Regions from separate parts of the Homo sapiens genome. Here region 2 is linked to region 1. Evidence: chromatin loops called from intact Hi-C (ENCODE). Cell type or tissue: K562. All regions are shown on one strand. Links, peaks and the distances in the headings refer to the core of each region. The heading gives the core; the rest is flanking DNA. Region 1 has its middle 130 kb from the start of PODXL. Region 2 overlaps PLXNA4 (plexin A4).

What was found. Hi-C counts contacts between places; a loop is a spot of excess contacts. Peaks named below come from ENCODE experiments on the same cell type or tissue, not always from the same donor. Only the 100,000 strongest peaks of a DNase experiment are listed, where the experiment ranks them.
Region 2: it touches region 1 in a loop (2.7-fold over the local background); 3 of 110 quality-filtered maps call a loop at or near these places.

The regions. Positions count from the first base shown.
Region 1 is chr7:131,687,655-131,690,560 of GRCh38, forward strand. No RefSeq gene overlaps it. Among named protein-coding and RNA genes, the nearest start is that of PODXL, 130 kb to the left of the region's middle. RefSeq lists a silencer at 1,626-1,675. In K562, for the core only: a CTCF peak has its summit at 1,659 (motif pointing right); a DNase peak (open chromatin) is centred at 1,687; H3K27me3 peaks cover 2,332 bases.
Region 2 is chr7:132,320,436-132,323,341 of GRCh38, forward strand. All of the region lies in intron 3 of PLXNA4 (plexin A4), which reads right to left. Among named protein-coding and RNA genes, the nearest start is that of PLXNA4-AS1, 30 kb to the right of the region's middle. In K562, for the core only: no CTCF peak of the experiment used is centred there; a DNase peak (open chromatin) is centred at 1,217; H3K27me3 peaks cover 1,202 bases.

The sequences.
Region 1 (2,906 bases), core at 276-2,775:
GCGTCACCTGGAAGCTGTTTATGTAGGTTCTACTCATGTGCCCCTAACCATATGGCCACATCTACCAGTGAGGAAGGCTAGGAAATACAGTTTGTATTTAGGGTAAACAAGTACTAAGATAAAAACCAAAGGTTTTTTTTTAGAATAAGGAGGGAAGGGCCGGGCACGGTGGCTCACACCTGTAATCCCAGCACTTTGGGAGGCCAAGGCGGGCAGATCATGAGATCAGGAGATCAAGACCATCCTGGCTAATGCAGTGAAACCCCGTCTCTACTAAAAATACAAAAAATCCGCCGGGCATGGTGGTGCATGCCTGCAGTCCCAGCTACTCAGGAGGCTGAGGCAGGAGAATAGCTTGAACCTGGGATATGGAGGTTGCAGTGAGCAGAGATCATGCCACTGCACCCCAGCCTGGGCGACAGAGCGAGACTCCATCTCAAAAAAAAAAAAAAAAAAAGGGAAGGGTGAGAGTGAGGGCCATGCGGTCACCCACCCCTCGTCTTGCCCTCCTCATCCGCCCTCTGTGTGGCTCTGAGAGTGCAGGTCCCATGCTCACATGGCGCTGTCTCAGCCTGCCTGGAAACACTCTCTATTCCTGAGTGGGCTGCCACTTCCAGCCTCCACACGTTTGCTCACGCTCTGCCTTCTGCTAGGGAAGCAACAGAATGGTGCCTTGAATGTGGCACCAGGTTCAAGTCACTTGCTAGCGATGAGACCCGGGGCTGTCTGCCCTAATGCTCTGACGCTCTATTATCTTTCAAAAGCAGGATAATATCAGCTTTAACTTCAGCATTAGGGCGAGGTGAGAATAGTGTAGGTAAAGGCGTGCTCAGTAGTGGTGGTTGTCACAGCCAGCATCCCCTCTGCTCCGTGCCGGGGAGCCTGCTCCCCCATCGGCCTAGGATTCAGGTCACTTTCCCCATGAATCCTCTCCCTGGGGCTCCCAGGCCCTGCTGTCCTCAGACGCTCTTCCTGGTTCAGCACCCAGCACGTTCTGCTCGGGTACCTCTTGCTGTGTCTGCCTTCCCTGGTAGACTGATTTGCAGCCTGTTCACCTCTGTTATTCTCTTTGCTCCTAGGACAATGTCTACTAAAGAGCAGAGCTGCTTGGTTAATGCCAGTTAAATTGAAGTCGGTTGAACCAAGGCCAGCAAGCAAATCCAGCAAGCCCAAGGAAGCAGAGGCTCAGAAACAGGCTGCCCAGAGCCTTGAAGCTGGTGGCCACAGCTGGGCATTTAGGGCCAGGTCAGCCTCTTACCTACGATCAGAGCCTTCAGTGGGGGAGGAGACCAGACTGGCAGGCAGGCAGCAGGGATGAGATCCAGGCAAGGAGACCCAGGGAGAAGGGGTCATGGTGCAGGGGAGGCCCAGTAGCATCAGGGGCAGGGCACCAGTTACGCAGAAGGAGCTGGACGCTAGGCCAGAAGGTCCCCGAATGCTGGGGTCAGAAAGGAGGTGGTCTTGATTTGTAGGAGGAGATAAGGGGAATGGGAGTGAGGGAGCAGAGAGCAACCTCCACCTTCAGTATGGCCCTGGAGGTGCAGGGCCCAGATACAGGATCCTGTGGGAAGAGGAACAGAGATTGAAGAGGCTCTGGAAGGAAAGGTGATTCCATTTGGGTTATGCAGGATGCACTGCTGGGATCTGTCCACCAGAGGGCAGGAGAGACCAACACATGAGGCAGGGATGGCCTCAGCCACAGAGCTGCAGGGGTTATTGGCTTCCCCTGGGGGACTGGGTGGACAGGAAGGTGTGGAGAGAATTGGATAGGGCGAGCCTAGGCCAGAATCTTCTTCTTCTCCTCAAGAAAGCCTCTTTAGACGGACATGTCCAGCCCCTGGGGTATACAGAGTGTGGCAGGAGTTGTCGGTGGGGGGGGGGGTGGGTTACTCTTGCAGACGGTGGCTTTTGAAGGTGGTCCTGGGCAGCCCCAGCGAGGACCTCAGTTCTGAGCTCTGGTTCAGGCCGCCTGACTTCTCCACTTTGCTTCAGCCTTCAGAAACGGGTTATCTGTCCCCTCCGCCTGGTTGGGGCTGCTCTTCGGAGGGGACTTTTGGTTTGTGTGAGAAACTACTGTGGGTGGAAGTCCGCACCCTCAGAGCTGAGGACTCCAGCCAGTAGTCGTGTCTCTGTCTTGAGGATCCAACCCACTCCTCCGATGGCCGAAGGACCAGCCTTGCCGCTTAGCCGCGGGCAGGAGGGTGGAAGCGTGTGGAGCGAAGTCTGCGGGTCAGGCTCAGGCTGGGCCACCGCTCATCTCTCTGGGACTCAGTTTCTTCTTCTGTGCAATGCAGCTCTGAAACCAGCTCTCACCCTGGAACCTGAGATGAGGTCACTGAGTCAAAGTTCACGACACAGTAACACGACACAGAAATGCGACTTTTGGTTGCCCGTTGTCCCTTTCAGCCATGATGGGGGACAAGGACAGGGTCTTACTCATCTCTCTTTCCCCATGGGATCCAGCACTGTCTTGGCACATGGAGGGAGGGTGGTCCCTGAATGAATGAGGGAGTGAGCAGGGAAGAAGGCCACGAGGCTCAAAGCTGCCCAGGCCAGACCTGAACACAGCGGGTAAAGACCCCAGAGCTCTCTGTGAGGTGATGCCTCCTGCAGGAAGCATTCCCTGTACCCGAATTAGCCTATTTCTGAGCTGCCTTAGCCCCTCTGGCCCTAGGGCAGCAGGGAGGGGCGAAGGATGGCAGTACTTGGTCAGGTGTGAGAGGGCTGGGGTGGACTGTCCACGGTGCAGTGGGGCCGGGGGTGGTGGTAGGAGCTGGGCTGGATTTTCCCCTCTGGCGGCCCCCTTTTCTAGCTGGTGGAAGTGTTTGATTGGAGCCCCTGCTTGGGTACACATTTTATTTCTGGAGAGACTGCTTCATGGCTCACAAGGGTCTTAGATTCCTTAA
Region 2 (2,906 bases), core at 276-2,775, 630 kb after region 1:
CCCATCCTTCATCCTAACTTGATTAGATCTCCAAAGACCCTATTTACAAAAAGGTCACATGCACAAGTATCAGAAGTTGGGACTTCAGCTTTCCCTTTGGGGAGATACAGTTCAACCTGCAACACCCCACGAACCAAAGATTCTGCTTTCACTTCTTACCTCCTGCCTGGAGAGAGGAGAGCAGAGTCTCCGTGCTTCTCCAAGCACTGAATGACCTTTCCCATGAATAAAGCTTTTGCTCTTGGTGGATGCCATATTGGAAGAGGTTAAAGCAAGTCAGCTTTGGGCTTCCCTGAGTGCAGTGGTTCTCAGAGTTTGGGCTCCTGACCAGCAGCATCCGGGAACTTGTTAGAAATGCCAAATCTCTAGCCTTGCGCAGACCTACAGAATCAGAAACTCCAGGGCTGAAGCCAGCAATCTGTATTTAATAAGTTCTACAGGTGGTCTGGATGCATCCTAAATTTTGAGAATGACTGCTCCCGCGGCAGGGCTCACAAGGGCATCCCCAGCAAGTTCCAGCCACTGACTATGTCGTTTGTTGCCCCAAATCTCCCTGTTTTTCTGCCCTCCGGTTCCTGGCAATCCCTTGCCAGCTGCCCTTCCTTGACGGCTGTCAGATGCCTGGCACATCACCTGGCTCCACACTCACCGGCCAGCTTCCCAGCACTGTTTTTCTCCGGCTGCCTCTCCTCACCTGGCTCTCCGTCCGCCACCCCCTCGCGCTTACTTGCATGCCCTCACTTCCCTCTGACTCTTTCTCCTGACAAAGAGAAGAGCTTGGCAGGGGTTGGTTAAGTTAACTCTGATCACACAGAAAACAAACTGTTATTTTTCTGTCTGCCAAGCTGCTGAAGGCAAGGATGTCAAGCCCAGGATGTGTGTGAATGTAAGATCTACAGTTACCCTAGCGTGTCTGTGTTCTAGGCAAGCTTTTTTTTTTTTTTTAAATCGTGGTCCAGTTCCCAGGGAGATACCAGTGACAACCTCTTGGATGCTCATTGCGCTGGCTGTGACAGTCTCTGTACACATTCCCTGACCCAGGGAATGAGCAACTCCCATAAACAGCAGACGGTGGGTCACCTCTGACATCTGCTGTCCACATTTCTGATCCCCTGGAAGGCCTTGTTCAAAGCAACACTGGGCTGAAATGTTGGTGCACCATGTGTGTTTGCCGTGTCGGTGCACATAAGCAGACAGACCTGCAGGAGGCAGACAGCCAGGCAGGAGGGAGCCCCGGGGGACACGTGGACACATGTTAGAGTCTGGTGAACATTCAAGACAAGGTTTTAAAGATGTGTCTGTGGTTGAGGGTGGGGAGGGGCAAAAAGGAGGCCCTTTGGAGAGGGCCAAGGTGCATATATTGGGGAGCCTGTATGCGGGTGGCCACCCTCCCAGGAGAGTTTCAAGTTTCTGGGGAGGAGGGAAGCCTGGGTGGGGCGGAGGGGGCATAGGAAGTCCTAAACTCCACCCCCAGAAGAAGGTAGAAATTAGCAGAGTATCTGGGCAAGCTACAACCCAGTTTCCGTGCCTTTTTTGTCCCAATCACCAAATTGGGCACAATTATAGTAGAATAGCAGTGAGAAAAAAACAAACAGTAAAAATAAACATGGTAAGTGAAAAGGTTGGAAAAGGAATGTGCCAGAGAAATCTGGAAATCTTTGCATGCAGGCACTCGGGTCTGAGACACACTTTCCATTGGGTCTGGAAACCAGGTAGACCAAGGCTAGAGTTCAATTTCCCTAAAAGGGCTTTTTTTTTTTTTTTTTTAACAGAGTCTCACTCTGTCACTCAGGCTGGAGTGCAATGGTGCAAACTCGGCTCACTGCAGTCTCTGCTCTTGGGTTCAAGCGATTCTTGTGCCTCTGCCTCCCAAGTAGCTGAGATTACAGGCATGTGCCACCATGTCTGGCTAATTTTTTGTATTTTTGGTAGAGACAGGGTTTCACCATGCTAGCCAGGCTGGTCTTGAACTCCTGGCCTCAAGTGATCCACCCGCCTCGGCCTCCCAAAGTGCTGGGATTACAGGCGTGAGCCACCGTGCCTGGCCAGAAGGGTTGCCTTTTTCATTTCTGTCTCCTAGATGTCACATCAGGTTTTAAGAGGCTGTGGCTCCATTCTTTATCCCACACAGCAAGAAGGTAGCATGGCTAAACATCCTGGTGCAATTTCAACCTCTCAGGACCATTCTCTAGTTTCAAACCCCAAAAAGCACCTGGCCACATAGGTGAGTTGCTCCGTCACTATCACTCATTTAGTTGGAGACACTCATCTCCTCTTAAGCACCTCCCGTGCTGTATGTATTTTTAAACTATTGTGACTTATTTTGCTTTGGAAATTTAGGAGATCATTGGGTCACTCTTTGAAACAACCAGAGATGCTCAGGAAGAAAGGGATGTCACAAAACCAGGTTTGGATACCACTGTTCTGGGGTTCGGCTTCCTGTGACTTAAGAGATCTGTTCAGATTTTAAACAGGACAGCTGATCCACTATCTCACTGGGTCCCCTCTAGGCAATATAAGCCAGAGAGGCCTTAACATCAGAAATACAAGGGTTGGGGAGGGGTGGTGCACATTTGTATCAGTGTATTCTCCTTTAGCACAGATGAAATACACTGGGTGACATAATGGAAATTCACAGAGGGAAAAGATCCGTTGGGGGAGAGACTCATAACTCAGGTGACCACTGAACTGTGATCCCCACGAGTTCACCTTGTCCAGCCTGTCTTCCCTTTTGCCCTCTCCCCACCACCAGGCCTTAAATCACCTGTACATGTGCATTGCTGGGTGCCAGCAGATGATTCATGAAACTCAACAGACAGATGCCCTGGTGGGCACAGGAAACCGAAGGATTGAGAGACATGGGTGTGTTGAAGTGCTAGCAGTAACAGCCATGAGGCTACACAGTC